Regions from separate parts of the Homo sapiens genome. Here region 1 is linked to region 2. A link is a loop called in an ENCODE intact Hi-C map of the cell type or tissue named here. Cell type or tissue: ascending aorta. All regions are shown on one strand. Each heading gives the region's core, and the rest is flanking DNA. Links, peaks and the distances in the headings are about the cores only.

Region 1 (5,387 bases), core at 108-5,107, 710 kb after region 2:
CAGCAGGACACAAACGAACAAGGCACAGAACAGCTCAGTTTCTGTGTGTGGAGGGTCCCGTGGATCTGTTTTCTTGCTCACATCTCAGTCAGAAGTCTCATGTCACTACATACTAACATATTTTCCTCATTTAATATCCGATATTGCTACTGATGAGTATTTCCCTTTAATGAATTACATTTGGGTTACAGTTATCTTCACCATTCCTACACAGATAAGCAGGCCTTAATTTACAAATGAGCCAAACATTCATACAGTAATTTTGGTCTCTCACTGCCAATTAATTACAGAAAACAATGGAGCTTTTTTGTAAATCTGGGGCTTAAATGTGAAGGAAGAAAAGACTCCCAGGTCGAGATGTGCCTACGATGGCTGACTCCAAGGACAATCTTGCTGGCAGTGATAGCCTACCTATTTAGAGGCCACTCTGTCCCTTTCCTCATCCCCAAATCTCTTCCAAATGTTGCCTAAATTCCACCATATAGAGTTTGTTTTGATTAATAAAATTCATATGCACCTGACAGAGAACTCAAAAGGACATAGAGGCCAAATTTGGGGCAATTTAAATATCAAAAGGAATAATGACTGCAATTGATTATAAAACAGTGAATAAATAAAAACCCATGAATCTATAGTGATACTCAAAGAGAGAGAGAGAAAAAAGATAATTTGCCACCTTTGAAGGTGACTGTTATACTAACTTCTTATTCTGAAAATTGGTAATTAAAGTACCTACCCTGTCTTTTAAGGAGGAATTGTAGTTCATTCCCAGTTGGTGAAGAGACATTTTGTGTGTGTGTGTGTGTGTGTGTGTGTGTGTGTGTGTGTGTGTTTACAAATGCTAGCTAATAAATGTAGAAGAAATGATATAATTAGAAAAGTCATCATTCTGTCATCCCCAATGAAATAATAATTCAGTCAAGGGTGATCAAAAATGCTAACACATAATGGGAAAGGTTGTTTTGGGGTCCAATATTTGCATGGGACCAAAGTACCACCTCAGAGATGACCTTCTCATTACAAAGGAGGGTTTTACCACTTTGATGAAATTTAACATCACAAATAGCGGGACAATCTGATATTGTGTGCCGCGTAATGTGACACAACAATCTAAACTACACATCATCACCTCTGATATACTCTTGCTCAACCTGATTAATTTGAAGTTAATAAGAGTTTGGATTTAACCTTCCAATTTATAGGAAATGAAGGAGACAGAGAATCTAGTTAAATCGCACCTGCAGAAAACAATCAAATAAACCCAAAATGTAAAGCATCCTACAAATTCATTTGTCCTGATCTCTTCAAAAGGTCAATTTTATGGGGAAAAAAGTGGAGGTGTGACACCTTTCCTTACCCATTGTAAGGGTCATGGCCAACACTCTTATAACAGAAGACAAGTTAGTAAGAGAAAAGTGTAACTAATTAATTTAATCAAAGTTTTATGTGAAAGTCATTTGTAAAGCACCTACTAAAAAGATTTCAGCCTTTTCAGACTTCCAAATTGGGATTTGTCTGAAAGAGAACGTAAGTCCCTGTGAATGACTCCTTAATACTTTTTGTATCAAATTACCTCCTCAATCTCTAAATCATTCAACTGTGGTGTGTGTGTGTGTGTGTGTGTGTGTGTGTGTGTGTGTGTGTGTGTGTTGGGAGAAGGAAGTGATATATCTTGTCATCTTAACAAATACACTAATCAGGCCTAACCTCTTCTTTAGCTTCCTAGGAGGCATGTACAAATCCCCTGAGAGTTCTCACGCACTTACACCACCTCATACTTTTCCCAGGGAAAGTGGCCACTCGTAGGAGAACAATGGGTGCATTTCACAAAGTTTCTCAGGAAGTTCTATACCTCAGTGTGACAAAACCTTATGGAAACAAGAGGAGAGAGAAAACGAAAAAGGGAAGGATCCAGAAGGAAGCAGTGATGAACTAAAGGGAAAAACCAATGTCCTTAATAAAGACAAAAAAGGAAAACATCAAAAAGAAGCAACAGGGCCGGGTGTGGTGGCTCACACCTGTAATTCCTGCACTTTGGCAGGCTGAGGCAGGTGGATCACCTGAGGTCAGGAGTTTTGAGACTAGCCTGGCCAACATGATGAAATCTTGTCTCTACTAAAAATACAAAAAATTAGCTGGGCATGGTGGCGTGTGCCTGTAATCCCAGCTACTCAGGAGGCTGAGGCAGGAGAATCACTTGAACCTGGGAGGCGGAGGTTGCAGTGAGCCGAGATCGCGCCACTGCAATCCAGCCTGGGCAACGAGAGCAAAACTCCAACTCAAAAAATAACAAATAAAAATATATAAAAATTAGCCAGGTGTGGTGGTACATGCCTGTAATCCCAGCTACTTGGGATGCCAAGGCAGAAGAATCGCTTGAATCCAGTAGGCAGAGGTTGCAGTGAGCCAAGATCGTGCCACTGCACTCCAGCGTGGGCAACAGAGCAAGACTCTGTCTCAAAAAAAAAAAAAAAAAAAAAGGATGAACAGGCAGTAATGTTGATCCCTAGGTCAGGAAGGATTAACATTTAAGAATAGGGATATTAATTTGACAGATAATCATTTGTGACCTTGGAAAAACAATTTCGATAGCCTGTGGCAGAAACTAGGAACACTTAAGAAATGAGTGGCAGCCTGTGACAGAAACTAGATTAGGAACACTTTAGAAATGAGTGCTGACAAGAAAGTGGAAGTAAATACAAGATGGCAAGTGAATAAATTTCTGAAAAGAGACCAGGTACCTGCTCTAGACAGGGCACTGTACTGGGCACTGTGCAGACTTCACGGGCATATGACCTTTGCAGTTGCACAGAGTCCAGCACTTATAAGGGTCCTGGCTTGGCTTAATACTTTGATGTCATGTCTTGAAATTCTTAATAATTTTTGAACACGGCACCCTGCATTTTCATTTTGCACATGGCTCCACAAATTATGCAGTAGGTCTGTATTAGTTCGTTCTCATGCTGCCATGAATACCCAAGACTGGCAATTTATAAAGAAAAAGGTTTAATTGGCTCACAGTTCCACATGGCAGGGGAGGCCTCAGGAAACTTACAATCATGGCAGAAGGCACCTCTTCATAGGGCAGAAGGAGAGAGAATGAGTGCAAGCAGGGGAAATGCCAGATGCTTATAAAACCATCAGATCTCCCGAGACTCACTAATTATCATGAGAACAGCATGGGAGAAACCACCCCCATGATTCAATTACCTCAACCTGGTCCCATCCTTGACATGTGGGGATTACAGGGATTACAATTCAAGGTGAGATTTGGATGGAAACAAAGAGCCAAACCATATCAAGGTCCAACAGGGCACTGAAGGGGACCCAAAATATGTCATCCATGATTCATATATCTAATGTTGAATATTCCATAAATAAGTGAATTGCCTACTACAGAGCCAATCACTGTAGTGGTCTCTGGAAACATAAGAAACATAGTGAACAACACAAATGTATGATAGATTTTTAAAGAAAAGGTTGTTACCTTCAAGAATATTAAAATGTAAATACAGTGATTATATGACATTCTAATTCAGCACTTTACTTGCAGGGCCTATATAATTTTAGTCAATGTATTCAACTTTCCTACATCCCAGATTAGGGAGAATTTACCCTCCTAAGTTTATTAAGGGAATGAAATCAGGAACATAATGTACGTGGCCCATTACAAGGTATACAGTAGTATTCAATAATGTGAGTGACTATGATGAATTTCCAGCACCTAGCATTGCCTGGCACATAGTAAGAGTTTGGTAAATAACTTTGTTAAGTGGAAGAGAAAGGAAATTTCAAATCAATCTGGATAGTTAGACATACATTGGTAAAAATAAAACAAATATGTTTGTTTCATATATATAAGCATTGATTAGGCCAACAAGAAAATGTGAGAGGATATGTAATAAGTTGTTGATCATGGTCAAATCTATGTAATAGGATTTTGTGGGGAAAGACTTTTTGTGTGTGTTTTACTTTATAAACTCCTTATTTAAAAATCAAGATTTTAGAAAATAAAGCTTTGGTATATTCTGAATATAATGGCACATAACAAAGCTTATAGTTTATTACAATTCCTCCCTTTTAAGGGTTACCTTCTTCCCTCATGCCTGTAATCCCAGCACTTTGGGAGGCCGAGGCGGGTGGATCACAAGGTCAAGAGATGGAGACCATCCTGGCTGACGTGGTGAAACCCCGTCTCTACTAAAAATACAAAAAATTAGCCAGGTGTGGTGGTGAGCGCCTGTAGTCCCAGCTACTTGAGAGGCTAAGGCAGGAGAATCACTTGAACCCGGGAGGCGGAGGTTGCAGTGAGCCGAGATTGTGCCACTGCACTCCAGCCTGGTGACAGAGCGAGACTCTGTCTCAAAAACAAACAAAATGAGTTACCTTCTTCCAGCCAGGCACAGTGGCTCACGCCTATAATCCCAGCACCTTGGGAGGCCAAGGCGGGCGGATCTCTTAAGATCAGGAATTCCAGACTAACCCAGCCAACATGGTGAAACCCTGTCTCCACTAAAAATACAAAAATTAGCCAGGCGTGGTGATGCACGCCTGTAGTCCTTACTACTTGAGAGGCTAAGGCAGGAGAATAGCTTGAACTCAGGAGGCAGGGGTTGCAGTGAGCAGAGATCACGCCACTGCACTCCAGCGTGGGCGACAGAGCAAGAGACTCTGTCTCAAAACAAAAACAAAAACAAAATTAGCCGGGCATGGTAGCATGGGCCTGTAATCCCAGCTACTTGGGTGGCTGAGGCATGAGAATTGTTTGAACCCAGGAGTGGTAGGTTGCAGTGAGCCGAGATCATGCCACTGCACTCTAGCCCGGGTGACAGAGTGAGACTCTGTCTCAAGAAAAAAAAAGTCTAGATCAGAAACTGCATAAAGCCACTTCAACCATAAAACCTAATATCAAAATGTATTCACAGGAACAAGTTCAAGTTGATCACTAAAAAACACGGAAAATTTTAATTTGAAAGTTTTATGCAAATTCAATATTTAATATCATTCCTAATACTTTGTATTTTATCAAAATCAGATGCTTAAAACATTACCACCACTTAGATGCCTCCAAATATCTTCTAGTTTACCCTACTATGCTGTACAAAAATGATTATTTTCTGTATGTCATGATATAAAGGAGAGGGCCTGATATAGATTATAAAGTTTGTCTGCCACCCATCTCACCCTAGGACCCTCATTCCCTCCTCCCATCCCATACACTCCCTTTCTCATATCAAAGAGTCAGGGCTGCAAGTGCAGACCATAGCCAAGGTTCAAGTCTGTGCCCTACAGGGTCAAGGACTGGAAAAGTGGTTTTTGTACCTGAGACATAACTGGACCTTAAGTTTATTTATTTATTTATTTTTTGAGATGGAGTCTCGCTCTGT
Region 2 (5,387 bases), core at 144-5,143:
ATGTTCACAATCCAGAGGGCACTGTGTGTGTGTGTGTGTGTGTGTGTGTGTGTGTGTGTGTGTGTATACGAGCCACTTGTTTGTTGGTTGGCTTATTTTTGAGGTGAGAAAATACTATAAATTCTGGCCATATATTTACTGCCTTCTCTATTCGGTGCTGTGCCTGTCAAGTTTTCACTTCCTCTGAATTTTAACTCCCTGTCTCCCTCCCTATGCTATTCTCCCCTCCTGCAACACAAATGCCTTTTTAAATTTTTGCTAGTTTAATTAGTACATGCATTCATTTTGATTGATGAATTGATGTGGCTTATTTGTATGAAGACTCTCTTCCACTACCAGCGCTGTAATAGAAACGGCTTGCGTGGGGCGACACCTGCTCTGATGCTGCAGACATTCTGTTTGATGCGGAGAGGCCAGCCATTCGGCTGTGATTTTGTAGTCTCTGGGGAGATATTTTTTCATCACTGTTGGTGGAGTGGGAGGAGGCTGGTGGCGAATAAAGAGAGAGAGTGGTGTGAAACTGATGGCTGAGGAACAACATAGCTAAGGATTTAATGTTTATATCTTACTGGACTGATTTTGAAATAGTCATTGTTCACACCCTGGGCCCAGGAGGGAAGGAGACCTTGACATTCTGCCATCAGTAGTAAGGTATTGTGAATTAGTGCAGCCAGTTGAAACTTTCCAACACCTCTTGCCAAAGAATTAAGCTGAAATTAGTGCACAGTTGGTAACAATTTGATTTCTAGTTTCACTTTAATCAGTGAGGATTAATGGGTAAAATTTTTACTTCTAATCTCACTTTATCCTGACTAACAAAAGCTGTCACTTCCTTGAAAACTGCTAAATGAAGAGGGATTTATACGATCTTTCAGAGAATAAAAGCTAAAGTGCTAAGGCCCACTTTTCAGACCATAAAATTTTCAAATTGCCCTCATACCCTCTACATAATGCTTAGAGAGCTGACTGCTGCCTGATTCAGTAAGGTTTATTGCTGGAAAATGGTGGTGGAAAAACTTAAGAGCATTCCTAATGGCTTCAAAACTCCAGAAGAAATGCAACAATCTTCCTGGGGAAAATTAATTTTACAGAAGAAAAGAGGAAGTAGGATTCGAATTGCGAATACAGCATTGCCCATCTAGTACATATTTTAACTCCTTTTTCTTGTTTCCGTTGGCCACCTTAGCTAGCCCTTTGTATGACCCTTCCCTGACAATCAGTCCACAGCAACATTGTGAAACTGGTGGTCTGTCCCCACTCTACCAAGGTTTTCCCTGAATATCTTATGATCCATTTTTTATTAACTCTCACTCCCAAGAGGCCCTCACTCAAGATCTTTTTCCTTGGGGACAACCTCCTACTCCAGACTTTACTCTGTTTTCTTGTTCCACTTCCCACCAAAACCAATGTTGTTAGGAACCTTTATGCACTCATTTCTCACCTCCCTAATTTTAGTATCTTCAGGGTAGGAACACAGCACCTTGAGCTTGGAAGTCAAGGCTTGAGTAGGTATGATTGATGGAGATGTTGGGGAAGGCATTATTTGAACATCATGAGTTGTGAGACCGGGTGATCTTTCAAGTTCCTTCCATTTTCCAATTCTGTGAGTCCACAGCATCACCAGAAGGGAAACATGGCCTCCTCAACCCTTTCTCTAGTTTGATCAGAACCAAATATGAACCTTTACTCCAAGGCTTAATTATCTTCAGATAAATTTAATTCCCTAGCTACTGGGTTGCTCCCAAGATTATGCCGCAGAATGGACACCTCTTTTCATAATCAACTGGGAAATAGGAATGAATTCTCTAGTGCTCGGATGCAAGAACCATCAACCCTCACAATTCTTTGTTTTTCCCAGTCATATTCATTCTAAGTTTCCACTTAACAAAGCAGGTTCACTATCAGTTATTTAAGGGGTTCCTTCCCCCTCCAATGAATTATGTAAGAACCCTGGAATTTAGGTGGTGCCAAGAAAATTCGGAACACTGTGTTTCTAGCTCGTGGTGGCTTTAATCTTTGTAATAAGACTTCTGCTAAATGAAGTGCTGTTCAGCATTGGCACAGAGGGCTGTTTGGGTGAACCCATAGGGCACCCTGCCAGCCCTCAGAGTCATGATTCTTACCCTCATTTACCACACAGGCTGTCATTTGAGGAACTTGTCACAACCCTTTGTTTCCTATCTTGTTTTGGGAGGATACTTCTGTTCCCTTGGATTGGACCATGTCCAGTTCTCACCCTTAAGGCCTTTCCTTGTCTTAGTCAATTTAACTCCTCTGCTCTGTAATCCTTGGATTACAAAACAAGTTGTTTCTCCTTTCCAGGGACAAGAGGAGCTTCCCTATTGTTCTTAATTCTTAGGGCAGAGAAAAAGGCACAATCATATTAACTTGTAGCAGACGAGAAGGAATTGGGTAGATTAGTGAAATCCTTTATTCCTGCTGATTTTTTTTTCTTTTTAAGACGAGGTCTTGCTCTTTTATTCAGGCTGGAGTGCAGTGGTGTGAGCACAGCTCACTGCAGCCTCAAACTCCTGGGCTCAAGTGCTGCTCCTGCCTCAGCCTCCTGCAAAGCTGGAACTACAGGTAGGTGCCACCACACTCCACTTCCCTACTGAAATCTGTCAGTCATTTAGGGCTATGCCCACATCTACATATGTACCTTAGGTTTATTTAATAGAGGATTGTAACTGCTATTTGAAAGCTCTGTTAGAATGAACTTGTCTAGTGATACTATGTGTTGGCTGGGATTGCATGTGATTGTAGGTAGCAGGGGTTTATTTTCCTCATGTTACAAGAAGTCCCAGGGTAAGGAGCTTAGGGCTCGTGCCATTGCTCCGTGTGGTCACCGTAGTTCCCTTTCCATGCATGGTATGTCCTTTCATCTGTGTGATTGAAAATTGGCTGCTCCCAGGCAGGAAGAAGGAAGACAAGAGAAACCTTCTCTTTGTGAGGCGCTGTCTTTTTATTTAGGAACAGGAGTATTCTCCAGGGGCCTTGCTGGTATCTATGACCAGGACAGTGCTGTGTGGTCGCCCCTGGTGATATGGGAAGCTGGATAGGTATGTTGATTTTCCAGCCCTTCTAGTGGAAGCAGAGGAAATGGCAGAGGGGAAGCATTGGAGTGGGTACTGAGTTAGCCAATCTAAAGTATCTGTCAAAATGCATGAGGGGGTCTACATTATTTACAAACAGAAAAGAAAAACTATGAGTTGTGTCTGTGTTGTGTGACTGTGACTAAAGAGACAAATGGTTACCTAAAAATTACAGTTCACATTATCATTGGATGAAAAGTTAATGTATGGAGATTGACAGCAAGAGCTATGTCAGAGTCAAGGCAGAAAGAGTGTGGAGAGGCTTCCAGGGAAGAGGGCTATAGCCAGAACCATCCTTTGCAAAGACAGGAGAAAATGAAAACTCAAACCTGCGTTGAGACTTGTATATTGTCCGGAGTCTCACAATGGGGGTGGGGGTGTGTGTGTTCTGCTTCTGAGGCTGAACTGGGGAGGTGCCTGTGGGAGAAAGAAGGGTATTTCTTGATCACAGTGGCTTTTGACACTGTCTGCACACTGTACTAACATGGGAAACTGTTTTTTCTTTTCTTTTAATACTGGCTCCTAGGACCCATCCCCAGAGATTCTGATTTAATTGGCCTGGGGTATGGTCTGTGTATCAGGATATTTCAAAGATCCCCAGTTAAGATTCTAATGCATAGCTAGGGTTGAAGCCACTGCCTTAGATTATTCTGGAACAATCACAGTAACCCACCTTCTTTAGAATTATGCTCACTAAATCACACCTTGGCCTGATCTCATCGCAGACACCAGAGGATGAACCTGCCTGTAGGAGCTCCTGGTTGTATCTGCTGTCGGGATGCTGTTGGGCATCCTCTTTACGAGAAGCTATGGGGAAAATGCTTCCAGTTTCAGTTTCAGGAAGTGTGATTCTCCTGAACTTTTGGTTTGCTTTTGTCTTGTTGACATGCTGAGTCTTATAAATGATTGTTTCCCCTTTTATTGTGGCTGCTAGGAAGCTTGGGAGCAGCTCTACATTACCATATGGTCTACATTCCTCTCTCTTAATATCACTTAGAGTTTCTTATCCAAAATGTTTAGTTAGACTCCTTCAATTTTTAAGAATTATTTTTTGTTGTATATCTGTAAGCCATCTCCAATCCTTGGTAGAAAAGACAGAGGATTAAAATGAATCAAATAAATAAAAGAAATATCCAAAAAAATGCCTAAACTTCTCACCATCACCCAAGCAACACCCTTTCATCCTTTTATTTGCAACTTTGCTAAAGTTCTAATTTCTAAAATTTGATTTATTTTTTGCCCTTGAAATTTACTTTAATCTGGGCTCTTCTGTGTAAAAATGTTTTCAATGGGAACTTGAATGGTAGTATCTCCAAGAGTAATTTGTTTCTGGGTCTCTCTACCCTCAAGGGATGGCCTTAGTTCTTTATAAGGTTGCTTTGCTTTGGGAATACAAAGAAATTAAAATTTAGAGAACTAGACATTCAGCTTACTCTAATAGAGTCATTCAGCAGACAGTATAATAGGTGTTGTTAGAAAATGACTATATTTGTATTTTTGCCTTTTATAGTTTTTTTCTTGGGTTTATTGTTTCAAGAAGCTGTTTTTAATCAAAAGAAGTGGCTGCTGTAGCCATTCACTGTGAGACAAAGAACCAGAAAGCCGTCCTCATTTGATTTCATTTCATTTCACAGAGGCAGCACTCAAGCTCTGATTCTCACTGTTGCCCAGCGTCAGTTGTTTAGCAGACATGATTTAGATTGCTACAACCCGTTTGTAAGTCACTTATTTTGTACATTACTTACTAATGTCTGGCAAAGTGGTTCTAAGTTACCTATTGTCATAAAAGTTAAGAATTCTGACAGAGATCTTAGGAATCATAATGATACAATATTTATGAGGCAAACTACCAGGTAACATCTACTGATGGAAAAATAGCTAGCAAGCATTTTCAAAATAAGTCTGCTATTAGCCTTTTTTTTTTTTTTTTGAGACGGAGTCTCACTCTGTCACCCAGGCTGGAGTGCAGTGGCGCGATCTTGGATCACAGCAACCTCCGCCTCCCGGGTTCAAGCGATTCTCCTGCCTCAGCCTCCTGAGTAGCTGGGACTACAGACACGTGCTACCACGCCCGGCTATTTTTTTGTATTTTTAGTAGAGATGGGGTATCACTGTGTTAGCCAGGATGGTCTCAATCTCTTGACCTCGTGATCTACCCGCCTCTGCCTCCCAAAGTGCTAGGGTTACAGGTGTGAGCCACTGTGCCCAGTCAGCCATTGCTAACCCATGTAGAGTTAGAAGGAGGCCAGATGCCCAGGATTAATTTCTAAGTACTTGCTGTGTGTATTTGGGTGA

The links. Peaks named below come from ENCODE experiments on the same cell type or tissue, not always from the same donor. Only the 100,000 strongest peaks of a DNase experiment are listed, where the experiment ranks them.
Region 1: it touches region 2 in a loop (10-fold over the local background); 1 of 110 quality-filtered maps calls a loop at or near these places.

What each region holds. Positions count from the first base shown.
Region 1 is chr2:177,204,620-177,210,006 of GRCh38, forward strand. No RefSeq gene overlaps it. Among named protein-coding and RNA genes, the nearest start is that of MIR4444-1, 5.4 kb to the right of the region's middle. RefSeq lists an enhancer at 1-532. In ascending aorta, for the core only: no CTCF peak of the experiment used is centred there; no DNase peak of the experiment used is centred there.
Region 2 is chr2:176,492,988-176,498,374 of GRCh38, forward strand. No RefSeq gene overlaps it. Among named protein-coding and RNA genes, the nearest start is that of NRAL, 12 kb to the right of the region's middle. In ascending aorta, for the core only: no CTCF peak of the experiment used is centred there; a DNase peak (open chromatin) is centred at 2,084.